Linked DNA regions of Homo sapiens: all the other regions are linked to region 4. A link is a loop called in an ENCODE intact Hi-C map of the cell type or tissue named here. Cell type or tissue: dorsolateral prefrontal cortex. All regions are shown on one strand. Region 1 overlaps TENM4 (teneurin transmembrane protein 4). Region 2 holds the start of LOC124902724 (a long non-coding RNA gene). Region 3 overlaps TENM4 (teneurin transmembrane protein 4). Region 4 has its middle 71 kb from the start of NARS2. Region 5 overlaps TENM4 (teneurin transmembrane protein 4). Region 6 overlaps TENM4 (teneurin transmembrane protein 4). Region 7 overlaps TENM4 (teneurin transmembrane protein 4).

Region 1 (4,000 bases), 430 kb after region 4:
CTCTGTCCATGCCTTCTCTGACAGGTAGCCCCTCCTCCAGGCCTCCGCTTCATACTGGGCTCTGCTAACATCTTCCCCTACCCTCATCTGTGCAGGACCAGGGATGTGCCAGTTTCTTGCTGTTGCTACAGCCCAGGCGTCTCACCATCAGGGCTGGCTCTCAGACCCTGCTGCACCTCCGTCTCTTCATTAAAGTCTGCTCCTCTAAGCCATCTAGAGTGAACTGTTTCCTGTTAGGATCCTGACCAATGATACAGCTTCACCCCTTACTTTCTGTTGGCTTTCAGCAATCATCATCGTCATTGAACTAATAATAACACCAGCCACCACTTACTCAGGGTTTGCCATAGGCCAGGCACCGGTCAAGTGCTTGAGATGATTTCATTTAGTTCTCATCATTTCTACCTCTGTGAATCGGTCCCATTTTATTGATGAAGAGCCTGCGGCTTAGAGAAGTAAAATAACTGGCTTGCAGTCACACAGGAAGAGACTCAAGAGCTGGAAGTGTCCAACTGCAAACCTTCTTTCCAGAACCCTCTATCCTGACAGTGATAGAATGAGCTCCAGGCTAGGAGTAAGGCCTGTCCTGGCCACCTCCTAGCTGTGTGGCCCTGGGCACAGGACATTTAACTTACTCCAAGAGGCTGAGTTTGTTAGATGTTTTGTAAACTGTAATGTACTAAATTGGTATAAGGGATTGGAAAATCATTACTGTCAATGCCATCATCATTATTGTGTTGTTATTTCTAAACAACAAATTATGTAACTACTTTAAACCTAGACCAAATTAGGCAGGTGAGAATGTTTTGGGAAGCTCAAGTAGCAAATATATAACTAAGGACCAAACTAGTAGCTCAGTCATTGTAGGCCTCAGGCTAAACAAAGAGGCTCCAATCAAGACGAAGAGCATGTGGCCCCCAGGTGAGCACATTGCCACTGACGCCATCTGTGAGATGTGTAAGACCCTGGCAGGGACTCGGCCTGTCAGTCTGCTCCAGACATGGCGCAGTGTTCTGAAACTCTTCTCCAAGCAAAACCTGAGTACCACAAAGGTGCCTTAGAGAAGAATTCATTTTCACAAACTGTTGCAGACCAGTCTAGTGCTGGGCACTGGAGGTTCCAGAGAGGAGCGGGTCACAAGCCCTCCAGTGACAGCTCACCATCTCTCTGGGGTGTCAGCCCTAGGGACCATCACCATCAGTGACAAATGCTTTGATAAAGTATAAACTGCAGTTTTATAAGCTTGTTCTTATGCTAACGTGGGTCTTGGTTTTGGTGTGTCTGTGGAGAAGGAGAGTAGGCCCAGAGGAGAGGAGGGAAGAAGACATATGTGTTGAGCACAGTGCTTTTCACATACCCCCATGAAAGCCATAATTATTTCTCGTTTTTGAGGCCAGGCTAAAAGATCCAGTTATCTGATCAAGTTCACACAGCCAGTAAAGGACAGGGCTGAGACCTGAACCCAGACCTTCTGAATTTAAAATCCATGTTTGGGTGGTTGTATGAGTTTGTTTTCACGCTACTGATAAAGACATACCTGAGACTGGGTACTTTATACAGGAAAAGGGATTTAATGGACTTACAGTTCCACGTGGCTGGGGAGGCCTCACAGTCATGGCAGAAGGTGAAAGGCACATCTCACATGGTGGCAGACAACAGAAGAGAGAGCTTGTGCAGGGAAACTCCCCCTTATAGAACCATCAGATCTTGTGAGACTTATTCATTACCACGAGAACAGCATGGGAAAAACCGGCCCCCATGATTCAATTACCTCCCACAACACGTGGGAATTCAAGATGAGATATGGGTGGGGACACAGCCAAACCATATCAGTATTTTTTTTGTTTTTGTCTTTTTCCTTTATGTGAAGCTGGGCTTGGATGGATCTGGAAGGTTTCAATAGGGACGTGAATGTGGGGAGGCCTGGGAGCCCCCTGGTGGTGATGGTGATCAGGGGATCACTGAAGACAGGAAAAGAAAGGGCTAGTAATGGTAAGATAACTACTGTTAATTGAACACCTCCTCATGTGCTTGGTACTGTGTAAATTATTTCAAATCCCTATAATAACTTGGTAAGTTAGGTATTATTCTTTTATTCTTTATTTTCTCTTATTTACTCTTATTTTATCAATGAGATAACAAGCCCAGAGATTAACTGGCTTGCTCTAGATCACGTGGCTTCCAAGTGTCAGGGTCTAGATTTGAAACTGAAGAAAATGTTTGAACCTCAAGAAAAGGATCAAAAACCTAGTTCCATAGGCTCATTCATTTGGTAATCATTGCTAAGTCCCTTTTCTGTCCTAAGTGCTGCAAAAGATCCAAGGAGGCGTCATAGGAGACTCCCTTCTTCTCTCCTCCCCGAACTCCCAGTTCCTACCCTCCTGTGCCAAGCCTTGTTGGAGGCATCAGAGGACAAGACAGATGTGCTTCTGACTCCTAGATGCTTCTATACACTGGGCAAGTCAGACAGAGGGAGAGGCAGGGAAGGACACCACAGGGGCCTGCCCCACACCCAGGCCAAGGTGGGTCAAAGGTGGAGAGACCATCAGGGACCACTCCCCAGAAACAGTGACATCTAAATGAAAACCAAAGAATGTCAAGTAAAAGACGGTTTTGAGGTAAGGAGAGAAAAAAGTTTAGATCTGTGGCTTTCAAATTTCTCTTGCCTACAGTAAAAATACGCTTATATTGCAATCCAGGATACACACATCTACAATTTTTTTAACTAAAACAAAAATTTCATGAAAAGATGCTGAACCTTACTGCAAGGGTGAAATCTGATATTTTATTCTCTACTTAACTAGAATTATGAATGAGATGCCAATCTACAGTCTGAAAAACACTGTCCTAGATCACAGCATGGAAAAATGAACCTGGCACAGACAAAGGCCCAGTTATATTCCGAGAGTTCAGACTCTGGGGAGGGAAAGAGGTTGGAGAGAAAGCTTGAGAAGTGAGGAGGGAGCAGCCTGGTAGAAGAAATAAAGTAACATCCCTACATGGTAAATGTAAGTGGACAGTAAAATGCAAAATGCATGTGGCAGAGAGAGCCTGCCCTCGGAGGACCTGGTAGGGAGCGTGCCCTGCAGCTAGTTTTCAGAGGCCCTGCTGCCTTGGGAGGCTGGAGCTGGTCTGGAAGAATGGCAAGAGTGTGGGGCCCGGGAGAAGGGGAGATATGGGAAATAAAGCTTTTGGTGTTTGAGGAGAAATTCAAGAAACAAACCTGGCCCCTTCACATGGGTTCCAGCAATATTTATGAAGGGGCAGGAGCCTGGAGCATTCGCAGAGAGACTTCCACAGACAGTACAGTGCTCGAAAAAACCTCTGCCCCTGCCAAAACCCGCAGGGAAATGGGGGCTGTTATCACCCCGGGTTACCTCGCAGCCTCAGATACAGCCAGAAACGAGCCAGGAAATTGACTGAATTCCTACTGGACTAAAGTTTTATAAGTTTTCCTTAACATAAGCACAGGGTGATATTTTTAGTTCTTTGTGTGTCAAAAAGGGCCCATAAATATTTCAGAGCTAAAATGTGTTCCACAAAATATAAGTCCTGGGTAGCATCTGTGTGTGTGTGTGTATGTGTAAAATCGTGAATTTTACTTTTCTTATTCCTTCAAAGTGTGGTCTTTGAGTCCTTTATTTTAAAGTGGGGGTGGGGAGGATGGCTTGTGGTGGTACCTGTTCTTGTACCAAGTATTGTGTTGGGCTTTGTGCAAACCAGAGAAGGAGGCACTCCTATCCCCACTTTACTGATTTAGAAACTGAGAGTAGCAAAGTGATGCTCAAGTTCACACAACACACCAGGACTGGAATCCGGGAGCTCTGCTTCTGAGGTCTGTACTCTCTGTTGTAGCACCCAGAGCATATTTCTCTGGCACTGTCACTTTGGGGAATCCCTGGCCTTTTTCAACAGTGAGACAGTGATTATAATAATGGTGGCTAAAAGCAAGGTCTTTATATGCATTACCTCACTGAGTTCTCACCACTCCCAAAACCAT
Region 2 (4,000 bases), 70 kb after region 4:
TCGAATAGTCCTTATGTGCAAAATAGGGGTGTTAACAGCTACCTTGCTAGTATATTGGGGAAACCAGAGATAAAATAAAAAATGCAAAGTAGCATAGTGTAGTAGATGCTCAATAATAATTATTATTTTAATTACCAATGATTGTGTCTCTTCTTGCACTTGGAGATGACTACGTAGTAGATATCTCTTATTAAGACTGAATTTTTTTACCCCCTGGTACTGACATACAATTTCTTTCAAGTCTAGGGCACATCGGAGTTGAACTTGGTGCTTCTGAGAAGCTAATTTTAAGTTCCTGTGCATGGTCTGAACATTTGCCGGGCCCTAAAACTGCATCTCAATATTGGCAGCCCCTTCCAAGTCTCCGGAAGGTATTTTGATTCAAAGGAAGCTCTGTTTGGACCGGATGGTCTGGTGCTGGCCATTTTCATTGCACAGTGAGGCATAAACTGTGCTAAGAGACTCGGGACAGACTGAGCAGTGATGAGAGCACCAGCAGGGCCAGAGCACTGCAGACCCCCTTCAAGATGAAAGCAAGAGAATTTGAAAAGTCTAGAAAGAAGCTATTTTGCATTTATCAGGTATGTAAGTTTGGGGTCCTTTTGAAAAGCAAAATTTTATTTTACAGATTTGTGTTTTTTGAATTCCCTATGAAGGCTGGGGCACCATAATCTTTTCAGTATGTAAGTCACTGAAGGTCTTAATCTGGCCCTGGCAGGTTTGTCATTATAAATGTCTCTTGCCTTGGACAGTGTCCTTGGGGACTGGCTACCTCGAAAGGGGCCAGGCATCCAGATCCAATGCTTTCCTTCTTTGGTTTTCTCTCCCTGAATTCAACTAACCTGATATGATTTTCTCCAACTGTCCTTCCTCTTTAATCCTTCTCGAACCAAGGGGAGGTCTCTCCGCCTGTAGCCTGGGTCCTCTTCAAGCCATTCTTGATCTAACCCAAATACCAACCTGCCATTTCAATGCTTTCCCTTCAAGGATTCCTTAATTCTTACAGAGAAGGTATGAGCTCCCTGCCCCTGCACAAATCCCAGCTTTCTGCTGTGCTGCTCCACCCTCCCATCCTCCCTCCCCTCCCATCCTCCCTACACCTGGCCACAGACCTGTCCCTGCAGCATGCCTCAAGTCTGCCTGCACCTGCTGCTCCTGCTCTGCAGTGTGCCCCGCCCCTCCCTTTCCTACTCACCCTTCACCTGTCAGTTCAAATGCTCCCTCCTCTGCAAACCTTCCCCAGCCTTCTCCCCGTGCATGGAGATTTGCATCCATTCATTGCTGGACGATAGGACATAATGCTGTGACTGTTCATTTATGTGTGTGCCTCCAAAACCCAATCGTCAATACTTGAAGGGAAGAGACTGGATTTTGTTCGTTTTTGTTTTTCCAATGTTCTGCTTCGTGCCTTCTAGCCCATGGCAGCCACTTGTTTTAAGTAGATGGCATGTCTATTTTTAGATTACTTAGGTAGTGTTTGCATTCGCATTATTTAGCTCTTCTTTTACTTCTCTTCTGGGGTTAGCAGTAAACAGGACAGGTATCCTGTCTATTTTGAAATGTCCCCTGAGACTTACCCTATAATGTAGCACAGATTTAAGCTTCCCAGATGACATCAATTCTGGCTACATAAAAGGCGGTGACCTTAGATCCTACTGTGTAATCCTGGGGCAGCCTTGATCTTTCTGCTTTTCTGATGACAGCTCTGAGGCGGGGTGATTTTTTTCATTTCTTTGCACATCACTCATGATAAACTGGTGCTATTTACCTCGGCAGAAAAGGGTCCCTGAGGGGGTATGGTGAGGGGGCCCTGTCCACTTAGATTAGCCCCCTGAGTTTCCAGCTCCTGTCTCCCTGCACTGCTCCAGAGAAGTGTCACTCATGTGGAGTTTCTCAGATCAGTCAATTCCAGGACAGGGTGGCATTGGCAGGATTATCCCAGAGTCCGTAAGAGCTGTGGCTGCATCTTTCAGCCCAAGGACAAATCTGAGGTCTGCTGGTAAGTTAAGCATAGGGAAAACAACAACTAGCTTTGAGCTTAGAAGGTGTAGGCTCTCATTTAGGTGAGTCACCTAAATAGTTCAAATCGTAGGTCCCTTAGCTGTCGAATGACTAAGTCCCTGCTCGGCTAGGCTCACAGGCTTGTCGTTGGGATCAAATGAAATTATACATCTCAACAGCCCTTTCTAGTTTGCAGAGCTCTCTGAACATTCAGCTCATTTCGTCCTCCTGCCACCTGGCCCTGGGAGCTGCAGCTGCATCTATGATGCCCATCTAGACTCCACCAGGCTGCAGCGCCACCTGTCTGCAGAACAGAGCTGCAGAGATGACTACCACTGATAAGAATGCATCTGTGACCACCTAGGGATGCCCATTCTGTCCCAGACACTGCGCTAGCACTTGATGCACACATGACCTCATTTTCTTCACAACTACCATATAAGGTAGGTACTTTCCTCCCTTATATTTCAGAAAACTGAGACTGGAAGAGGTGAAGTGACTTGACTGGGACCACAGATTCCTAAGTGGCAGGATGAAATTCCAACCGAGTTCTGCTTGACTCCAAAGTCTGTGTTCTTTCTACTTCCCCACCCTGCTGCCCAGGATCTAAAAGGTTCCTCTGCCCATATTCACCTGGGAGTACCTGCTCATCTTCTGAGGTTCAGCTTATCTGTAATCCCATTCCTGAACCCCCTCTTCTTCCCCACTGGTAGAACTGGCCTCTTCCTTCATTGTGTCTCCACTAGAGCTTACAAAGTTTATACTTTTAGTATCTGTAGCACCAATTAAACTTTTCTGTTTAATTGTCTGTCTTTTGGATGAAACCTTGAACTCCTCAAGAGGAGGGACTGATTACCAGTCTCTGCGGCTTTGAACTGGGCTGATGCAGAATAAGTACTCCAGAAAGTTCTGCTGAATCAGCCTCCCTGGCTGGAGTATACATAGGAAACGCTCACTGCTAACAATCTTAGAGTGATGGTTCTCAAACATGGCTACACATCAGAATGGCCTGGAGAGATTTAAAAATAGCCCTACCCATAATGATTGAAGGGTGTGGGCATCTATACCTTTGAGATCTCTCCAAGTGACTTGGAGGCACAGCCAGATTTGGGAACCATGGCCTTCGAGCAGTTCTTTTTCAACTTTAATGTGCCACCTGGAGCCCTTGCTAAAATGCACATTTCAATTCTGTAGCTCTGGGGCGGGGAACTTGAGAGTCCACATTTCTAACAATCCCCAGAGCAGGCCAGTGTTGCTTGTCTGTATTTTGAGCAGCAAGGCCTTAGAATACTCTACAAATCATAAATGTCTCAGAGCATGAGACGGAAGACGGCCTTCAGTGGAGGCCTCAGGCCTGGCTGTGTGGACAGGGAGCATTTCCTGGAAACGGACCATGTCTGATTCTGATTCAATTCTGATGCCCAGTATCCTGAGCAGGGCTGGACACAGAGTAAGATCACAGCTTCATTTTCAGTTTGCTGTAGAAGTCTCTAAGGACCCACATTCTCTTCCAGTTCCTCAAACATAACCTTAGTTTCTCTGGAAGTGATGTAAAATCAAGAGGCCTTCAGGGTACCATTCCTGAAGTTAATGAGCTGAAGCCAAGCTTCACTCTGCCCTCATTCTGGATGGTGTTTGGAATTTCCCAGTAGGAGCTGGGAACCTAGGAGTCTGTAGGGACATACAGGCTCACTTCCTTGTGAGTGAGAATTCTCTTTGTCTCTAAGTAAGGTCTGCCTCATGCAAAGGAGTGTCCTTCAATGACAGCAGTTGGCAGCCCTGGCAGAATTTGATTCCCTGGTTCTCAGAACCAGTGGGAAGAGGTTGAGTGTTGGAGCCACACAGTCAAGGGTTCAAATACCAGTTCTACCATCCACTTGGCTAAGTGACCCTGGTCACATCACTTCTATAGCCTCAGTTTTCTGAAGCTGAGAAATGGGGATAGTCACACCTATTTCAAAGGATTATTTTGAGGACAAAATTGCATGAAGAATATAAA
Region 3 (4,000 bases), 460 kb after region 4:
CCTGTACGGAAGAAAAGCAGACAGAGGACAAGGCTTGCAGACGAAAAGTGTACATCCAAACCCATCTCTCCCAGCTACCAGCTGTGCCATACTGGGCAAGCGATGGGTCTTCTCTGGGGCTCAGACCTTCCGTCTGGAAAATGAGGCTAATGAGTCCTACCTCATAGCCATCAACGACATCAGGAACATCATCATCATCATCCCTGGACAATTTCAGTGTGAAAGGAACGTGGTATTGCAGCTAGTAAGACCTGAATTGGAATCCCAGCTCCAGAACTTGGGGAAATGAGTCAACTTCTCTGACCTTCACTTTCCCCATCTATAAAGTAGGGATAGAAAGGTCTCCCTCAAAGGGTGACTGTCTAGATTGAATAAGATGACACATGTAAAAATGGCTTTGCAAACTGTTTAATTGGAATAAATATACGCATTTTTTTCTGCTGAGCTAAAACCTGACTTACGGTAACTCACCTGGGAACTTTGGTACACAGAGATGTTCCTGCCACAAGGACCTCTGAGCCTTCCCTCCTCCTGTTGGAGGAGCTCCGTTCCTTAGTCATTCCTGGGGGTCTCTGGTTTGCCTTGGGCACCACCTGGATTCCCCTCCTGCCAGGGGTGCATCTGAGGGAGTGCTGCTGGGATTTCCTTCTGTGGGGATCTAGCCCCAGTGCCTTTGCTCCAGACCCTCTCTCCTTTGCAGGCCCCCCATATAGTCTTCTGTGGAACATCCCATCCCATTGTTCATGTCCTTTTCCCTGTCGTTCTCATGGTGTGAATTTAAGGTCCCATGGGGAGAGGTCAGAGTCATGGTGTCCTCTTTGCCTCTGTGGTCCTGAACTAGTCATTTCCCCTCCCAAAGCACTTGCTCCCCTGGGTCTATATCAAAGAGGTGGATGATATCATCATCAGGTCTACTAATTGCAATGATCATCAAAACTATTTCATGCAGATTTTCCCAAAATGAATTTGACCTTGAATACTCCCCCACTTTCCCCTTTAATTTTTCAGTAGAGCTTCTCAGGGATTGTTTAGGAAGGACTGGGACTACAGCTCTTCAATGCTGACACCCTATACATCTGTATGCTCTTTAAGGCAAGATCCCCAGAGACCTTTTTGTAATCCTCACCACAAGGAACATAAAAGTTGGCCATAGCCATGATTGCTTCTAGATTGACAGAGAGCACAGCAAGCTCTGCTGTCACCACGTGGCTCTTGTTAATCTGTACCCATCTATCTGCCTAGCAAACACTTGTACTGTAACCTTCATGGGTGCCCATGGGGGTTTTAACAGCTGTGGAGCTTTTTGTTTCTCATGCATTTGTGCAGCCATTTGCTGCCCCAAGTATGGGGAGATGCTGTTCATAGCAGTTTAGCAGCAGTAAAGGGCTGTCTGGTTGAGCACTTTCACGCCAGGGCCGTTTTTAGCATCTTTAGCAATCTTTGCCTGGTACTCTCAGGTGGAGGAGGGGAGACAACCACTTATATCCCTCCCCTGAGCACGTTTCCCTGTCTGTAAAATGGGTATAAGGATATGCAAATCATAGGGTTTCCGTAAACATCAAATGCTATAACAAATACATGGAGAACAGCATATAGCACACTGTAAGCAGTTATTTCGCACTTTTCTCAACTTAAAAAGCTCATCACCCTTAGGTCCCCGCCCCCTCCTACACATCACTGACATCCAGTGGCAGATCTGGGTAACTACAGGTGTGAGTACCCAAAGCTCCAGCCTCTTCCGTGCCCAGTGGACCTCGTTTCAGGGATTGTGGGGTGTCTTCTAAGTAGTGTTAGCCAAGACCTGCCTCTGATTTTCCAGGCACTTCCATATTTATCATCTAATTTCATCCCCACCTCAACCTTTAATGGTGAATAGCTTACAATGACAAAGGGAGGATCATAGCTAGTTGTGGGGCAGGACTGAGGCCTGCCCTCGATGGTAAATTCCTTGAGGTCAGGGAATTTGTCTGTCTCATTTCCCACGACATCATCCCTGTACCTATGGCGCTGCTTGGCACACAGTAAGTGCTCAGTAAATATCTGTAGAAGCAATGACAATTTTAGGAAACCCCAATCTGTGCCAGTCCCCCTCCAGTTTAGAAGTCCATATGGTGAAGGGACTTGCTCCAAGTGACAAGTGGCAACCTGCTCCAGGAATAAACTTACAAGGAAGCCCCTCCCTCTCTCCTCCCAATGTGTTTTCAAGTGGACAAAAGGTATTTAGCAGGGGTGTTCTTAACCTTCCACTCCCCTTATCTGGAAAGGAGTCTGCCTGTGTCCTCTGTCCATTTTCTCCAGGCCCTTTCCCATCCCCCAGAAAAGGTCACACCAGACTGGGGTAGGGAAAGAAGCAAAAATGGAAGCTGCAGAGGCGTGTGGGCTGGACTGGGGAGAGTGCTTCTCTGGGGGAGGGTTGCAAAGCATCCAGGATTATAAAGAAAAGCAAGAGAATAAGTGTAGGAGGGCAGCTACCTGGGAAGAGGGGAGGGTATTGGGGGCCATCCCCAGGGTTTCAAAGGTGGCATCATGTTCTGTTTCTTAAGCTAGCTGGTGGGGCCATGAGAGTTTCTCATTATTGTTTACACTGAACATATTTGTTATAAACACTCTCTGTAGAATATAAAAAATTTTCATAAAAAATATTTTAAAAGAGATATAGGAGAAGCTGATGTCAGTAAATGCAGTAGAGGGCAGAGAGAAAAGGCGGATTTTAAGCAGTTTTTCTGTGGATTTGGTGGTTCTTGATAACTTCTGAGAAATATTAGGTGGAAGTCTGAGTTATTCTGATGTTATTTCTGATTGTTGGGCCATGTCTTGACCTTGGCATGCTCCAGGACTAACACACAGGGTCCTGGCTTTACAGCCCTTACTTTGGCTTGACTTTGAAATGGATTGACATGGCGGAGAGGCTCTTGATTGATAGAAGCAGAATTAAGAAACCGTTGCGTCCTGGAGGGCTGAGTAATCCTGCACAGTGCTTTACTTCTCTGGGTTCCTTGTGTTACGTGGGTAAATGATGCTCTGCGCCTCACTTTCCTCTCAGGGCTGGTGTGAGGATTTAATGAGAACATGCAAATGAGGGTGCTTTATAAACCAGAAAACATGCTGTAACTGTGGGACGACTATTACCATAAGCACTGCTGGCAGAAAAGTACTCTGAAAATGACATAAAGTGCCCCCCAAATGTGAGGCATTTATGTTATAACTGGGCATAACTTTCAGCCAAGGTTTCCTGGAACAGAATCAAGTTTTCATACCACTCCAGCCAAAACAGGTGGAAAGTGCACTTGGCAGCTGTCTTCTAGCTCCAGAAGATTTATGATGAGAGACTGGATAGTGCCAGGGCTAGGAACCAGGCTCCAGGGCCAGATCGTGTGAGTTTGAGTCCTAGCAACACTTTCTACTGGCTTGGGCAAAGTATGACCTTGGGAAATTTCTTAACTTCTCCATGCCCCAGTCTCCTGATGTATAACATGGGCAAAACAATGGTAGCTAGAGCATAGAGCTCTTCTGAGAATTAAATGAGTTGGTATGTACAGTGATCAGGACAGTGTCTGACAAGGAGGAAGCGTCCGTCAAGTACAGCAGTTATCAATGTTAGTACAATATAGGCTCCATTTTCTGAGGGAAAAATAAACAGAAGGAATAGGCATCTGTTGCAGTCATACATTGGAAAGCTGGGTTAGACACTTGGAAGAACTTCCTGAGAAGGTCGCACAGTGCTCATCATGAAATTTGGGGGATCCCCAGGGAGCTCCCTCTTGTTCAACCATGGGCTGGTGCAATGGTAAAGCTGAAGCTCCAACACTCCTCAGCCACCCTTCGAAAAATATAAGAATATACTCTGGCTCCTGGAGAAGCCAGCGCTGAGCTAGGTAAATAATCGGGAAATGCTGAAAAATGACCCACAGCCTTGTCCCTGCTCCCAAAGCTCCTGGTACCTGGTGGACATCTGTGAGATGTTATGAGGGTTCAAGGAACAGCACATGTGAAGCCCTTG
Region 4 (4,000 bases):
AATTGGCTATTTTAAAATGTCTGTCTTCAAGCTGATTCATTCTTTTTCTGTCATCTCCATTCTGCCATATTGAGCCCATCCAGTGAATGTTTAAACTTTTGGTCATTGTGTTTTTTTAGTTGTCAGATTTTCATTTGGTTTTTCTTTATATATTTTATTTCTTTTCTGAGACTTCATACCTTTCATTTGTTTCAAGTATGTTCCTTCTCACTTTTGGAGCACTTTTATATTGCTGCTTTAGTCTTTCATAGATAAGGTCAACATATGTGTCATCTCAGTATTGGCTAAGATTTTCCTCATAGGCCAAGTGTCTTGACTACTTCAAATGTTATAACACTGGATCTTAATTCTATGGAGAGTTTTTTTTTTTTTTTTTTTTTGCAAGCATTTGACTAGATTGGGTTCAGAACATGTTTTGACCAACCTTCTATAGATTGTGGTTTCAATGTCTGCTTGGTTTTCCAAGACACTGTCAGGCTATTCAAATCTGTTCTGCATGTGTGCCACCCAATGGGCAGTCTGGGACCAGAGCCACGGACTCTTTTCTGAGTTCAGTTCTCAAAGTTTATGGCATACTGCGTAGGATCAGATCTATGCATGCGATGCTCAGGGATGAGTCTGGGCATTCACAAACGACTTTACCACTGTCTTGAGCTTCTCCATCATCACCATCTCCCTTGGTATTTTTCATTGCCCTGAGGCCCACATTTTAGGTTTTCCAGCCAGAAATCTCAGGCTTTATTTGCCTCTCTCTGACACACACTTGCTGCAGCTACTGCACCTGCATCTAGGACCAATTGGTGAAAGGACAGAGAGAAAATGTAGTGGAGGTTCACCCATACTCTTGACACCCCCGCTCCTCCAATCAGAGAGAAGCTTCCCCCATGTCTATGGGCCTCCGCTGTTAATGCTGCCACTCTCAGGGGGCCCCTTCCCACTCCTCGAGGTGAAATAGAGGTTTCTTTTGGATGCGCACCTCTGGACTTTCAACTACCTGAGTCAAGGCGTGGGGATACCAGAGTGGAAAAGGGAGGTGAATTCTGCCAGTTCAGTGGCCCTCCAAATTTTGTTCTTCTCCAATCTGGCTGCCACTATTTGCTTTTCGGCTCCACATAGCTGCTCTATGCAGCCTGTGCAGGTTCTCTAACTGCTCCACTTACTTGGATATTTTACTTATTTAAAGAAGAGTTCCAGTTAATGAAGGAATAATAGACTAAGAAGTCAGCATTTTTTTATTTAACGTCACCAAATCTTATCACTAGAAGTAGAATAATCAAACACTATGTGTCCCCCATTAGATGTAATAGAAAGTACCTATGAGTTAGTCTTGCTTAAAACAATTGAACCTGAATTTAATTAAGCCTTTAGTGCTACATGCCAGCTTCTAGGAATTATGAGGCCTGAGAACAAGTAAAGTGACACCATGAAGAACTAGCCGCTAAATCCAGGTTGTGAGATATCCTGGAGTACAAATAACCTTTTTCTTTAATAAATAAATAGCATTAAAAAGAAGGGAAAACTATTATAGAATGGAGAGACTTCAGAAACACAACACATAAAGGGGGGATAAGTAATAGTACTCACGAGATTCTTAAGATTCAATTAGAAGAGCAATGTGAAGTGCTTTTCACAGTGCCTGGCAAATGGTCAATGGAAATGATTACTACCTTGTGCCACCTCTCAGAGTCTCAGTCTCCTTTTGTTTGTAACACACTAGGAGATGACAGCCTCCCCCTGTCTTAACAGTTAAGGAATTCAGCCACCTTAGTCCTCCATCCCTCTGCACCTGGTCAAGAAGGTGGCCTTGGCAGTATCTGCTGCAGTGTGCACAGTTGGCCGGTAGATGGCAGCTCAGGCCAGTTTATCTGGAGCCTTGGACCCAGGAAGAGCTAGTTCTGTTTTTGCTGCAAGAGGCTAGGTCCTGCTTGACCACCCATCAGACAGTATTCACCTTCTCTTCCTAGGTAGGAGGGATAAAGCTAAAGGAAGAGAATCGGTGGAGCTTTTTAGATATAATAAGGGCTAGCAGTTTGCTGAGAATTCCTTATCTGCTGGGCAGAGAGGTATTCTTCAGACCCCATTAGACCAGGGCTTGGGCACTGCCTGGCCAGCTGTCCCCAAACTCTGTTTCTCATCCCGTGAGTCCCAGTGCCTGCTGCCTCATCCTGAATCACTGGTGTGCAGGTACAACCTGGCTTAGCTTCTCTTCCCACCAGACTGAGGGAATTAACACCTACACACTCATCCACACCTGGTGTAAGATGTCCTTGAGGGAAAGTTTGCAGAATGAGTAAATAAGTGAATGCCTTATGGATCTTCAGTTATATATCTCTCTTCCTAAGTAGACCAGTAAATTCCAGGACAGGGTGTACACATTTTCTTTTTGTCTCAGCCTAGGAGGGAGTCTGGGTAGTGATGAATCGTGCAAGCCTGGAACTAGGTTGCTCAGCTTCAACTCCCAGTTCCATCTGCTTGCTACCTCACATGCCCTTGGCAAGTGCCTGCCTCTCCGCCTGAAAATTGGATACTAACAGTACCTCTCTTGTTGTACTGTGGTGAGTAATAAATGAGCAAATGCATTCAAAGTGCCTAGGAAACTGCTTGACACATTGTAGGCACCCAGTACATGTTAATTGCCATCTGAAGCTTTCCTTGCAGTGGGAAAGATTTAATGAACTTACAAAAATGCATTCAAGGAAGAAGTGTAAAAGGCCTAGTGTGGTTGTCTGATAGAGGGAATGGCTCTCAAGAAATAGCTCCTTCTCCTCCTCCTTGTTCTGCTTGTTATTGCTGTTAGCATCATTGATTGTTTAAAGATGCCTAAGTTAAATCTCTCCAAGCCCCATGAGTCGTGAGTGCTGTTTTGTCCACCTTTTTCCAACCTCAGGCACAGCAGCAGCCTCTGTAGTTGTCTGTATGGTGCTGGGGGCACCACATTCAGAACTGAAGGATCCTCTTCACATTGGCCCAGGGAGCAGAGGGAAGGTAGGGACTGCTAGAGCTAATTTTCCTGCTTTTCCTTTCTGGTGTGAGAGTGTGAGGTGCTTTTAGGGCATCATCTGAGAGTCATTGCTGAACCTTGGGACTGTTGTACAGGTCGAAAGGGTTCTCCTATGGAGGTCGTCTGAACTCTAGGAAGTACAGGAGCAGGACAAGGGATGAGCATGATCTTACCTGATCTCACCCATGTTTTTCTGCCTATCAATTTGGAGGAATGGGAAAGTGTGACAGGTGGCCACTAGGTGGCGTTATCAATGTGAAGAAATCAGGGGTGTGTTAATACATCACCTGTCCTGTACAGTAGAGTGGAAGAGCAGATAAACGCCTAGCTGGAGAAAATAAAGCTTCTCATATAAATGCTTCCCAGCCATCTGGCAAGATTTTGGGTGGAAATGGAGACTAACCCAGGAGAATGTGCATGGTGTGTGCATGAATATTTAAGAAAACCAGAGGAGGAGGAGGAAAAGTCAAGTCTACCTGATTGGCCTCTGCCCACCTGTTCAGCCCTAACTCTTAAGGCCCCTCCCCTGGCTCCCCCACGATATGCCAAGCCACCCGCAGGACACATTGGTACCTTAACTCTACGACACCCTCCACCTGGAATGCTCTTCTTCATTTCTTTCTTTGAACAGTTAAGGGGTTGCCTTCCTCTAGAAGCCTCTCCTGATTTATCCTCCCCTAGGCAGAACAGGTTTGTAGTTTCTTTGTGCCCCACAGTCTTTACCTGTGCTCCAAGTCTTTGCCACTTAATGGACTTAGATGTTTACCACTGAGTGGGGGTTTCCTGGCTTGGAGCTGGTGGGAAGGTCTCGGCTGGTTCTATCCAGTCCTGACCCAACATGTATGGAAGGGCTTTCCTGCCCACAGCTTCCCCACCCATTTGGGGGGCTCCAGGGCTCATCCTCTGCCTCAGGTTCTTGAGAATGTCCTAGAATGCTGAAAGTTTGTTCACACTGGGTAAGCAGTGTGGACAGGGCTGCCTCCATAACTTGCACAGCCC
Region 5 (4,000 bases), 520 kb after region 4:
CCATGATTTCCAGAATGCAGAGCTATAAGAGGGGGGCTCTACATGGCCCTCATCTGTGATATGAGCAGGAAACGCATCTTTGTTGAGTCAACATCGCTGGGTTTGGGGGTTCTTTGCTGTTATATCTTATCTTAGTCTACCCGGACTGCTGTGTCTAGGTTCAAACTATCGATTGATCACCAAATAAACACCACAGGGAATAACAGTTGGCATGTAGTATCTGATTTAATCTTACCCTACGCACTAGGTAGCATCACCCTTATTTTGCGAATACAGAAACTGAAATCTAAGGATTAAATTTAAAAATGAAATAAAAAGAATAAATTGCCCAAGATAACATGGCTAGCCTGTTTTCAAATGTCTTGTTTTCAAGCTTTTTGTCATTCCTTTTGTCCTTAGTTTTCGCATCTGTAAAAAGGGGGATGGGGCTGGACCAGATGCTTTTAACATTTATCCCACCTCTCATAATTATAATTACATGACTCTTCCAGCTTTGCCCGCCCTCCTGGCCTCCTAATGTGTGGCTGACCCAGATGTTGAGCCTCTAGGTAGATAGAGCTCCAGTCCTGCCCTACAACCCCAGTCTTGCTGCCGATCGCATCTGTCCAGAAAAGAAGAGTGATTTGACTACTGGTTCACTCACTCGTTCACTCAATCAATTATTCTATTATTTATTCATTTCTACTTAATACTGACTCAGTCATTCATTTACAGATGCCTTCCACTTCCTCTTCCACCACCTGCTGGCCAAAGCTCATATTCAGTTCCCCCAATTTTCACTCATTTATTTCCTCAAAATCACACTTGTTCACTCATTCACTTGTTAGCTTCTTCATTTATTTTCTTGTTGATTTATTTATTCACGAATTCATTTTTTACTTATTTATTTCTTCATTTATTCATTCATTAAGTAAATCATTCATTTACCATTTTCATTCTTTCTATCCTTCATTCACTCCCTTCTCCATGCACTCACTCACTCATTCCCTACTCTCCTTCCTCCCTATTCCCCAGTGCAGCATCCTCCCAGGAAGCAGAGCCTCCATCATGGCTGGGGCCATTAGTCCTCCCTCCCAGAACACTCTCTTCCATTTTAACATCCTGCTTGTTGATCTGTGCAGGCATATCTCCTGGTGTGCAGGGGATATGCTTTCCACTCAGAAACTGATGTTCTTGTAATTACTGTTTTGACTTTCACCCTCTAATGATAGAAAATTCTTTCCACAAACTCCTCTAGTATCCAGGAAGGCAACCGTGCAGAATGGGCAAGGCATGCAGTGCCTGGGGGTTCAGATTCCAGAACACAGGGTATTCCTGGCAGTCAGAGCTCGGGGGACTTGGGGAGAGCCTCTCTTCTCCAGGACTTTGCAACCTGGGGTGCAGGGCTGAGATGGAGATGGGGGCATCTCGGAGAGCAGCAGACTTGGGGAGCCAGGTAAAGGAGTGTGAAGAAAAAGCGGCCCATCTCAAGACTGTGGAGTCATAATCTGTCTGTACTTGGGTTACTACAGTGACAGGTGCCAGGGTCAGGGGTGAATATAGAGGCTTATCAGCATGTCACCAGTGAGAATAAGTTGTCAGCAATATCATGGCAGAAGATCAACATTACAATTTACTGACCTCTTACCCTGTATCAGGTATTTCTCATACTTTATTCTAGTTGTCCCTCAATGATCAATCTCCCCATCTTTCATTTAGAAATTTAATCCTTTGAGTTTTAGCTGGTTCCATGACCTCTCAGCCAAAGACTAGATTTCCCGGATTCCCTTGCAGTGAGGCATGACTGTCTAAGTTTGGGCCAATGGGTGTGAGCAGAGGTGTTATGTGCAACTTTTTGCTTGCAGTTTTAGAAAAAAGCCGGTTGCCTTCCACTTCCTCTTCCACCACCTACTGGCTAAAGCATGGCCCTTTTTAGTGAGCCATCTTTGTCTCTGGGGTTAAGGGCATCTTGAACAGCATGTTAGAAAAAGATAAAAGAAGCCCTGAAGAACCTTGTGAAGTAGAACATCTCTATCCCCCTGGCTGAGATTTTATGTGCAAGAGAAACAAGCTTCTTTTATGCTTTGGCCACCACTGTTCTGATCTCTGTTAAAGCAGCCACGCCAGTGTCTACTAATCCCAGGAGGAAACCTCTTTGCCCACATTACGTCTTCTTGAGGATAAACTTCCCTTATGGGAACACTCTTGCCTTACCTTATTCCATTACTAATTTCTCCTTTTCATGGTTGAAACGTGTGCCTTCAAAATTCATGTCCACTGAAAATCTCTGAATGTAATCTTATTTGGAAACATGGTTTTGCAGATGTAATTAAAAGATTGATATAAGACCACACTGGATTAGGGTGGGCTCTAAATCCAACGAGGGGCTCCTTACCAGACAGAAAGGACACACAAAGACACAGAGGGGAAGGCCATGTGAAGTGGGGGTGGAGACTGCAGTGATGTGTGTCCCCAGGCCAAGGAGTGCTGTGGAGTGCTGACAGCCGCCATAGCTAGGAGAGGAGCATGGAGTGGATTCTCTCAGAGCCTCCAGAAGGAGCCACTTCGCCAATACCTGGACTGCAGACTTTTAGCCTGTCCAACTGTGATAGCATATGTTTCTGTTGTTTTAAGTCAGCAACAACTTGTTCTCTGTGAAAGGAGTTCAACCTTTATCTTGTGGTCAGTGGGGACCCATTGAAGGGTTTGCAGTAGAGAAGAGATGATAACAAGAATGGCTAACATGGGTTGAGTACTAACTCTGCACCAGAAAATGACCCAAGTGCGCACTTAGACATACCACCTCAGCTAATCCACAGCACAACATGGACACAGGTACTATCATTACCCCCAGTTACAAATTAGCAAGTTTGTGGTAATCTGAGTGACAATGATTGGGTTGGTGGGTGTGGGAGAAGGAACCGGACCTGCCTCACCCAGTACCCCCTGTATGGCCTATGAAGTGGCCTATGGAAAGCACAGCTCTTCTCCTCTCCTTGACGGGATGGCCAAGTCTGTCTAACTATAGGTCGAAGTGTTAGCAAGACCCTGTGTGCAGATCTAAAGCTGCCCTGTGGGCTTTCCATGGTAATTGGTGGAGGGCAGTGGTCAAGATCATGGCCTTGGAAGCCAGACCACCTGGCATTAAATCCTAGTCTTCCAGTTACTAGTTCTGTGATATGGGAAAAATTAATTAAACTTTCAGTGCCTTGGTTTCTTCATCCATCAAATGGGGCTAAGAATAGTACCTACCTTATAGAAATGTTGTATTAGTTAACATCATAAAGGGCTTAGAACAGAGTTTGACAAATAGGAAATACTAAATAAGTATTAATGCTTAACTAGTGGTCATGATGCTATAAAGTATTTGCTGTTATTATTTATTTATTTATTTATTTATTATTATTGTTATCTGTCTGACTCCTCTATGTCTTAATTAATTTTGATTTTAGGCCAGGAAGATAAGTATTATTTTCTAGCTCCACCGGAATCCCAAAACTTATTTAATTTTCTTTAGCCTGATTTTGCAGATGAGGAAACTAGGTCTGAGAGAGATGAAATGGCAAGCTCTGGACAGCCTTCGAGTCCTCCTCCACATTCCCTGGCTGCCCAGTCACCCATCTGGTCTAGTTGTTGGGTTTGCGGGCTCACCCCTCCCTGGCACCAGGTGGCAGGTCCTGGAAGGTCTCCCTCCTGGCTCCCAGGCAGTGTGCAGGAGCCCATTGGGAACTCCCTGGGCCAGCTGTTCATCTGCTGCACAGCATGCTGAGCCATGCAGCCTGGTCAAGTGGACATGGGCCCATATGAGGATCCATAGTCCCTGTTCATACAAGGCTGGCTGACTCTTCAGCTCTGAGGGAGCTATTTCTGCAGGCCCAAGGTGCGCTGCAGGGAAAGCAGGTTGCACATACATGCATAAACATGGTCCTTCTGCCTAAAAGGTCCCTAGACCTTGTCCCTGAGTGAAGGCAGCATGTTTAATGTAGAGAACCAGCCTGCTTACCAGACACCTGACCCCACA
Region 6 (4,000 bases), 320 kb after region 4:
TCTCCTTCCCTGCACATCAATAATGCAATAATGTCATCAATTTGCCTTAGAACTCGCAACAAAGTGATTGCTCTTGTTCACTAATTTGCAAAGGAAGAGATTAAGGACTTTAATCTCTTGCCTTCTCTTCTACGTGTAAGGCTTACTCAGAAATGAACAAAGAACATCATTACACATATACACACACACACATATATATATATTTCCCCCCTACCCCATAAGCTTAAGAAGGCTACTGGCAGGAATAACTTGTGACACTCCTAAAATCAGGGTACCTTAGAAATTGCTCCATCACTGGCAAAATGGGGAAACTGAGGCTTAGAAAGACAGTGATTTGCCAAGGATAAATAGCCAGTGAGCCACAAAGCTGGGTCTGGAACCAGGTCTCCTTGCTCCCAGCCCAGGGTTCCTGTGTTTCTGTGCATCATTTGAAACACAGGCAGCTAAAAGGCATAGAGGAGTAGGGACATTGAACCACCAAGAAAACAAGCCCACCCCAGGGAGCACTGAGAAAAAAGGAGGAGGTTTGGGTCTTGGTCATGGAGAATGCAGGGTGTAAAATCCTGTCAGAAGAGAATCATCAAGGACAAAGATCTCTCTGATTTCCAAAGACAGTGGAAGCGGGGAGGTCCTAGCTAGAAAAGGAGGGTAGGTAATGACCGCCCTTCATTGTCATTTGGTGGGGGAACTCAAGCCAGTTCTCAGAAGAGCTCAGGTGACTTTCACCACATGGCCTTCCATACCCTTCCAAGGTTCACACCTATTTACAGCCCAGGCTCTCAGGTTTAAAAGAGCTGGGGCAGGCTTCCCTTGTCCCCACCTCAAGTTCTTTGTCCATGTGTTCCCTCTGCCCAGAACACCCTTGGTAATCTCTGTCTGGCACACCTCACTAATTTCTTCAAGTCCTGTAAGTGCCTCCTTTAGGAGGCATTTCCTAATTCTCTTAGGCAGAGTAGAGGCTTCTTCCTCAGTCACAGAACATACTAGGTTCCTACCGCCTTTGCCACCTTCGGCTATAATGATGTACTCCCAAGAGAAAAGATGGCATCTGACATTTCTTGGAGCATCCCCAAGTGCCAAGCAGTGTGCTGGGAGCTTTCACAGACAGGCTGTCTGTAAATCCCCTAGAGGCAGGTGGAGGGGACCAGGCAATGACTAACAGTTACCACACTCCTTCTGTGTTCCAGGCACTGTGATGGGTGCTCATCATGAGGTGGGCACTACAATGGCCACTTGACCCTTGAAGAAATAAGCCTGGAGAGGCAATGTGACTTATCTAATGTCCCACAGCAATAAAGCTTGTATGTAATTCAAAGCTGTTTGGTTCCAGAGCCCATAGACTGTCTTATCCCTCTTTGAACCTCTGCCTCCTTTTTCAGAATCTGGCCTGGAATTTAGTACCACACAAGCACTTATAAATAAATGTTTGCCAAATCAACACAAAACCTACAGTGTTATTTGTGGGGAAACAGTTTCATTTCCTCTCTTCTCCAAACATCAGGAAATCCTGGGGCTATTAAGGTGATCCTAGGTTACCTCATGTACATCCTGCCCCACCTCTTAGAGGTTTGAATTCCTTCCTGGGTTTCCTTGCAAAGAAGCTGACTGGCCTCTGCTGGACAGAGAGGGCAAGCACCTTGGCTCAAGTCTAACAGCACCTGATCAGGGGATACAAGCTGGTCACCCTGGAGCTCTTCTGCCATACCCCACCTCCCACCTTAAGAACACCAGGACAGAGCTCAGAATAAGAGAGCTTGCAGATCCATGCTTAAACCCAGTGGCTCTCTCTGCAGCCGGCATTTAGCCCTGCAGCTGGCTGGGGCTTCAGGGCCGCCTGTCTCCAGGCTCTGTGAAACTGGAGAACTTTTAAAGCCAGCGCTGTTTTATGGGTAATGGGGTAATCCTTCTCAGTTTTTCCAGTGAAAATGGGGACACTAAAATACTGAGTCTCTGGGCATGGTTGTGACAGTGCCTGGCACAGTCCCTGGCACAGAGTAGGTAGTTGGTTGGTGTTGCCTATGTCTTAACCTTTTTTTTTTTTTTCTGTCTGTGTCAATCTTTGTCTCTACCTTTACCTGTCTGGGCCTTCACCTGATGTTTCCTTCTCGTGATGTCTGTCTGTGCATCTTTGTCGGTACATCTGCCTGTCCGATGTCTCTCATGGGGGTTGGGGACAGAAGCAGCCCTCCAACTCTTGCACACTCCAGCGGCGCCGCGGGGCAAGAGCGGGGCTGCCTGAGCCCGCGGAGCCACGTCAGGCCCCCAGCTCCCCCGGATCCCACCACGCACCAGGCCCCTCCGCCCGGCAAGTGGCCCAAGCAGGCATCCGCAACGGAAGGACAATTTTAAAAACAAACCCTCAAAAGTAGGAAGAGAGAGGGACTTACCGTTCGCCGCGACCCCCAGGCTGGCGGAGCCACTTTTAACTAAGAATGAATTAGGGACAAACTCTTCCTCAGAGTCTGAGTCCGGGGTTGGCTGGGCCACACCGTTGCCTAGCAACCGCCTCTGGCTCTCATTGGCCGGAGGGGAGGGGGGCGGGGAGGGGGACTGCTCAATAGGGGTTGATGAAGCAGGATGAACAATGCAAGGGAGCACCTGCGAACCACAAAGACAAACACAGACAGAAAAAATAATGAAAATTGATTTTGAGGCACACGGGGAGGGGGAGGGAGCAAAATAAAACACTCATCAACGGGAAGGGGGGGCTCCCAACACGGGGCGATCTACTGCACACGTGGGCCGGGGGCGGGGCTGATGCCTCCACAGAGAAAGTTGCTGCAAACTCCTTCTGAAGAGCTGGGGCCTCAGTGCAGGCTGGCAAAGAGGGAATCTCGGAAGCACACGGAAAGCCTTTTCTGTTCTGCCTGTTCTTTAAGACATACCTGAAAACCCGGGGTCTAGTCCTGACGGGGCTAGGTGATCTATCAAACAGCTGCCCCTCTCTGGCCTCAGTGGCCTCGCTGATAAAAGCAGCAGTGGGGACTGGGTGATCCCTGAGCCCCTATAAGCTGGCCATTCTGTGATGTCACCGAACTGATATGATGTTCCTATTACTGAGATTTTATTCCGACCTGCCTGGAACAGGCCCTAGGCCTCGTAAAAAGGTAGAGAGAGCTGGAGAGAATGATTCAAGGCTTCACCTTTGGCAGTCTAGGATTTCAACACAGCAATGTTTCATTTTTCTAAGAATCTCACATTTTATGATTCTTAAATTCTGACATTCTCTGGAACCTGCCTAAAAGCAAGACCCTTAGGAAATTTTGTTCATGTCTTTATATTCAGAATCTAACATAATGCCTGGCACATAGTAGGCATTGTAGAAGTATTTGTTGACTAGCTTAATTCTAGGGGGTCTCACATACTAGGATTCTTAAGTTCTGATGTTCAAAGATTAGAACATGCTATAATTTTAGGACACTCACATTCTGTGAGTTCCAAGATGTTGTAAATCAGTCAGTCTGACCCCAAGTTTCTATCATGCCACGGTTCTAAAACCCCAGCTTTCTATAGTTCTATGAGCAAACTCCCAACTCTTCAGAAGGAGGAGGCGATGGCTTGGGACAAGAACTTTGAGCTCAGACAATTTGCAGTCTTATCTGTGGCTGACCTTTCAACATGTGCAGTACATCGTCTATAAGAGAGCTAACATAAGCACAGACATATAAAAGTATACAGTACAAGACAATGCAACCACTTACAGCAAGGGCTGCTCATTTTCTCCCACCTTGAGTGACAGAAGGTTTATAACATAGTCATATCCATCCAGCTTTTCAAACAGACTGAACCTTAGGAAAAATAATGCAGACCCAGTGGGCCATCTTAAGGTTCAGCGGGGCTCTAAGGGGGAGGTGGCACAGAGAGCGGCTGATTATTTGCAGGGTAGGGTGGGAAGCTTTTTGTGGTCTGTCCACACAAGAGCAGCCCACTTGGTTCACAGTCACCAATTCCTATAGGATTTGGCAGGTTCCATGACTTTTTTTTTTTTTTTTTTGAGACA
Region 7 (4,000 bases), 420 kb after region 4:
AATAAAAGGGAGCCATTCCCATGATTGCTGTCATTATTTAGATCTGAGTACCGCATAACGAAGCTGTTAATGTAACTTCCTAACCAGGAGCAAGTAGACAGCCTTTGGGCACCTATGGGGAGTCTAGGTTTAGGGAGTCCAGTCTTGGAAGGGATGTGGGAAACAGAAGCCCTTTATTAGATTCATCTGCCTACCTCCTCTGCCCACCCGTCTACCCTGAGTACAGTGAGGCTTTGAGTTCTGTGGCCAGTGGGGAAATGGACGATCACAAAGAAATGACAACATGGCCAGGGGAGCAGGCAGCCATTTCTCTGTCCCACTATCAAAGGCTGAAACTCTTCAGGCTTGATTAATATGTCATTATCACCCAACAGAGGCTTAATTCAGCTGTAATTCAGCTCTCAGGGAATATACAATAATGTGCGCAAGTGTGCACCTCTTTCTGTCATGACTTTATGTTAAGTGATCATTTGTCACCATGGCAAGAAGCCTTCAAAAGAACAAATAACCCAAGTATTTTGCTACAGAGGGAACTCACTGTAACTAGGGCTGTAAGAGTAAAGATTTTAGAGTCATGTAGGCTTGAGTTCCAATCTCATTTTGCTTGCTGTGTGACCTATGCAGATTTCTTAACTTCTCTGGGCTGCGGTTTCCTTACTGTGTGCAATGGGGATAATAAAACCTTCTTTAAAGGGTTGTAGGGGGAGTAAATGAGATAATATAGCTAAAGCAGTTAGCACTGTGCTTAGGTTGAGATAATCGGTGGCAACTATTTTTTTTTTTTTTTTGACAGAGTCTAGCTCTGTTGCCCAGGCTGGAGTGCAGTGGTGCAATCTTGGCTCATGGCAACCTCTGCCTCTGGGGTTCCAGTGATTCTCCTGCCTCAGCCTCCTGAGTAGCTGGGATTACAAGTGTGCACCACCATGCCTGGCTAATTTTTGTATTTTTAATAGAGATGGGGTTTTGCCATGTTGCCCAGGCTGGTCTTGGACTCTGGCCTCAAGCAATCCATCCACCCCAGCCTCTGAAAGTGCTAGGATTACAGGCCTGAACCACCATGCCCAGCCATACAACTATTAAGTATTAATGCTGTTATTATTATCATTTTCCTCTTGCACACCTTCATCTTGTGCATGCAATTAGGATCCAAGAATTCTACATCTGGAAGGGCCTACAGGTCATTTCATTTAGCTCAGCTAGACCCAAAAAGCGTTTATTAGAATACTGGTCCCACCAGATGCTCTGAGAATAAAAGAGTTCTGTGGTCAAATTGATTTGGGGAATGCTGCATACATCCTCCCTTGGTAATTTATCCATTAGCATGCACATTAACATCTTAAAAACTCTAAGAAGCCCTGCAGTAAAGAAAGTGGTTTAAGTTTGTTTGATTCAGTGTTTCCTACATTATTTGACCACAGAACAGCCCCTTACCCCATCTAAGAACTAACATTCTCAGATCAGGGGATGCTAATTTCATTTAAACTATTTATTTTATAGATGAGGAAACTGAGGTCCCAAGAAAGGATGCAATTTACCCCATGCCACACCCTAGACCAGTAATAGAACTGAGGCTCCCTGCCTGCTGTGGTGTGATGGCACAGACCCTATTCTCTTTGTGCCAGGCCCTGCACTGCCCTTCAATTTAATGCTCAAGTTCAGTGCGTGGTCGGGGTGGGGAGAAGCAGGGTTGCTGGCTGGGTATGGCCTTGGGAAGGTGGGTGAGGGAGTGTGGGTGGTTTCCCACCAGAGAGAGGGAAACTCCTCTGGTACTGAGGTCATCGGCCCCTTCACAGGGCTGGCTGGGGACCAACGGAGAGTGACAGTGCTAAGCCACTACCCAGTACCCAAGCAATTGCCACCCTCCCACCCCTAGACAAGTACACAGGCTCCCTAGGCGAACATGTTAGTCCTCTGGGAGGGGTGGCAGGATGCACCTTTGGAACTCTGCCACATGGGACTCTGGACCCTAAGGGGATACATTTCCCCCACCTGACCCTGACCGTGCGTGGTCTCCTGCCCATCCCCAATCTGGGGATCAATCTTGGTTTTGCACCACTCAGTTGGAGCCTCCTCTTCAGAGACTAACCCCTCTAAGCCTCATCTCTGACCTGGTCCCTGCCCTGATCCAGGGGAATCCCGGGCAGGAATCACGAGGATCTACATTTGAAGCTAGAAGCCAGCAGGGGGCACTGGCACCAGGCTAGGTGCTTCCTATTCTATTAATAATTCAGACTGCCCTCCCCTTACCCTTTTGCTGGCTGTCGTGCGGAAGCACCAGCAGGCCTCCTCTTCACTGGGCTTCCCAGAAACAGCCCTCCAGGTGCTGGGGCTGTTCCTGGGCTCTGCCACTCTTTCCTTTGCTGCCAGAACCCAGCAGGACCCACCTCGGTGCTGACCTGGCTCAGCAAAGCTGCCCAAGGGCTGGTAGGGCATGAAATATATAGAAGGGGAGATTCCCCCCAGGCAATAGTCTCCACGCAGGACCACGTTCGACTCAGAGCCCCTCAGAATTCTGCCAGCAAGGTCCCAAGGGAGAAAGAGGAAGACGCTGAAACTGGGCCCCCTTTCCTCCACCATGAAAAGGAGGTGTGTGAACCAGGTGTCATCTTTTCCTCCCACAGCCTCTCTCAGGCCTTGGGAACGAGCCTCAGGGAGGAGAGTGGAATAATGAGTGTGCAGCTGGCACGTCCTGGGATCAGGGGGAAGCTGCAGCAAAGCCTCAAGTTTTAATCATTAAAGTTTATTTTTTTTTGTCTTTTTACTTTCTTTTTATTTTTAATAGACAGATAATAATTGTATATATTTATAGGGCACAATATGATGTTTTGATACCTAAATACCCTGTGGAACGATTAAATCAAGTTAATTAACATATCTCTCATCTCACATACTTATTTTTTTGTGGTGAGAATATTTAAAAATCTACTCTTTTAGCAACTCTGAAATATATAATGTATTATTATTAACTATAGTCACCATGCTGTGCAATGGATTTCAAAAACTTACTCCTCCTAACTGAAACGCTGTACCCTTTGACAACATCTTCCCTAAACCTCAAGTTATCCCCAAATGACAGTTTTTGTTTGGAAGCCATCCTCTGAACAACATAAGATGCTGATGTGGGACAGCGTTCCTAGAGGTTGCCCAGGACAGCTGAGCACCTGGAGCTAGAGATGGCATGAGCAGGATTCAGGCAGGACCAGGCCTTGCTGATTTGATGGAGGATAAACTATGGGGAATCTGTTACCACTGCCCCATGCCCTCTCTGCTCCCCTGCACACAGGCACCTTATGAGCAATGACCCAGAGACTTAGGCGCCTCCCTAATCCGGAAGCAAAGAGCAGCGACCCAATCTCTGGCATGTCACTCATGGGTGGGCATTTCACGTGACTCTCCAAGAGACTCTGACATTTGACCCCTGAGAGTAAAGCAATTTTTCACCAACTTCACCAGAGCCCCGGCAGTGGAGCAGGAAATCAATATTATAAATAAAACCCCAGCCCCACCACCCAGGCACCCGGCACAGACCAAACCAGCCACTCACCAGTCTCAGTGTTTTCATGCTCGGTGTCGGTGAGTGTGAGATTGGAATTGGCCCGGCTGGACAGGCAGGAGCTGCGCCCTGACCGTGTGCTCCGGCCCCACAGACGCACGGGGTGCTCAGGGGACAGCACCGTGTCAGCCTCCATGTCGGCATCAGAGCCAGCCCCCATGGAGTAGCCGCAGTGGGGGAGGCCAATGTCTGTCCGGTACAGGGTCCCGTGAGGGGGCGTTACTTCTTCCAGCCCCAGCTCCCGCAGGGTGAAGTTGGCACCTGGGAGGAAACACAGGTGAACTTGGTTAGGGCACTGAGATGAGGTCTGCGTCTGCCTCTGCCTGAAGCCTGGCCTTCTTACCCCAGGGCTCACTGTCGTTCTTTGAACTTGCTGTGGCATTCTATGCCCATGCCTTTGTTCAAGTGATTGCCTCTGCCTGGAGGGCTTTTTCTGCCCCCTCTTCA

Evidence for each region. A loop is a pair of places that touch in the nucleus more often than their neighbours do. Peaks named below come from ENCODE experiments on the same cell type or tissue, not always from the same donor. Only the 100,000 strongest peaks of a DNase experiment are listed, where the experiment ranks them.
Region 1: a loop joins it to region 4, with 3 times the contacts of the local background. A loop is called at or near these places in 73 of 110 quality-filtered maps.
Region 2: a loop joins it to region 4, with 4 times the contacts of the local background. A loop is called at or near these places in 39 of 110 quality-filtered maps.
Region 3: a loop joins it to region 4, with 4 times the contacts of the local background. A loop is called at or near these places in 31 of 110 quality-filtered maps.
Region 5: a loop joins it to region 4, with 11 times the contacts of the local background. A loop is called at or near these places in 17 of 110 quality-filtered maps.
Region 6: a loop joins it to region 4, with 4 times the contacts of the local background. A loop is called at or near these places in 50 of 110 quality-filtered maps.
Region 7: a loop joins it to region 4, with 3 times the contacts of the local background. A loop is called at or near these places in 70 of 110 quality-filtered maps.

The regions. Positions count from the first base shown.
Region 1 is chr11:79,074,790-79,078,789 of GRCh38, forward strand. The region is part of intron 4 of TENM4 (teneurin transmembrane protein 4); the gene reads right to left. Among named protein-coding and RNA genes, the nearest start is that of TENM4-AS1, 16 kb to the right of the region's middle. In dorsolateral prefrontal cortex, a CTCF peak has its summit at 1,953 (motif pointing left); a DNase peak (open chromatin) is centred at 1,936.
Region 2 is chr11:78,713,609-78,717,608 of GRCh38, forward strand. The region is part of intron 25 of TENM4 (teneurin transmembrane protein 4); the gene reads right to left. LOC124902724 (a long non-coding RNA gene) reads left to right here and starts at 152. Exons shown (of 3, transcript XR_007062800.1): 1 at 152-581; 2 at 2,191-2,444. RefSeq lists an enhancer at 1,521-2,720. In dorsolateral prefrontal cortex, a CTCF peak has its summit at 2,330; a DNase peak (open chromatin) is centred at 2,273.
Region 3 is chr11:79,098,605-79,102,604 of GRCh38, forward strand. The region is part of intron 4 of TENM4 (teneurin transmembrane protein 4); the gene reads right to left. TENM4-AS1 (TENM4 antisense RNA 1) reads left to right here. Exons shown (of 2, transcript NR_199027.1): 2 at 1-451. Among named protein-coding and RNA genes, the nearest start is that of TENM4-AS1, 7.3 kb to the left of the region's middle. RefSeq lists a silencer at 1,480-1,774. In dorsolateral prefrontal cortex, a CTCF peak has its summit at 1,673 (motif pointing left); a DNase peak (open chromatin) is centred at 1,703.
Region 4 is chr11:78,643,557-78,647,556 of GRCh38, forward strand. No RefSeq gene overlaps it. Among named protein-coding and RNA genes, the nearest start is that of NARS2, 71 kb to the left of the region's middle. In dorsolateral prefrontal cortex, CTCF peaks have their summits at 1,839 (motif pointing right), 2,056, 3,239 (motif pointing right) and 3,444; DNase peaks (open chromatin) are centred at 1,855, 2,495 and 3,225; H3K4me3 peaks cover 623 bases; H3K27ac peaks cover 288 bases.
Region 5 is chr11:79,159,112-79,163,111 of GRCh38, forward strand. The region is part of intron 3 of TENM4 (teneurin transmembrane protein 4); the gene reads right to left. Among named protein-coding and RNA genes, the nearest start is that of TENM4-AS1, 68 kb to the left of the region's middle. In dorsolateral prefrontal cortex, CTCF peaks have their summits at 744 (motif pointing left) and 1,892 (motif pointing left); no DNase peak of the experiment used is centred here.
Region 6 is chr11:78,959,756-78,963,755 of GRCh38, forward strand. The region is part of intron 6 of TENM4 (teneurin transmembrane protein 4); the gene reads right to left. Among named protein-coding and RNA genes, the nearest start is that of TENM4-AS1, 130 kb to the right of the region's middle. In dorsolateral prefrontal cortex, a CTCF peak has its summit at 1,593 (motif pointing left); a DNase peak (open chromatin) is centred at 2,486; H3K4me3 peaks cover 1,236 bases.
Region 7 is chr11:79,061,194-79,065,193 of GRCh38, forward strand. TENM4 (teneurin transmembrane protein 4) reads right to left here. Exons shown (of 34, transcript NM_001098816.3): 6 at 3,545-3,814. Among named protein-coding and RNA genes, the nearest start is that of TENM4-AS1, 30 kb to the right of the region's middle. In dorsolateral prefrontal cortex, CTCF peaks have their summits at 2,184 (motif pointing right) and 2,386; a DNase peak (open chromatin) is centred at 2,177.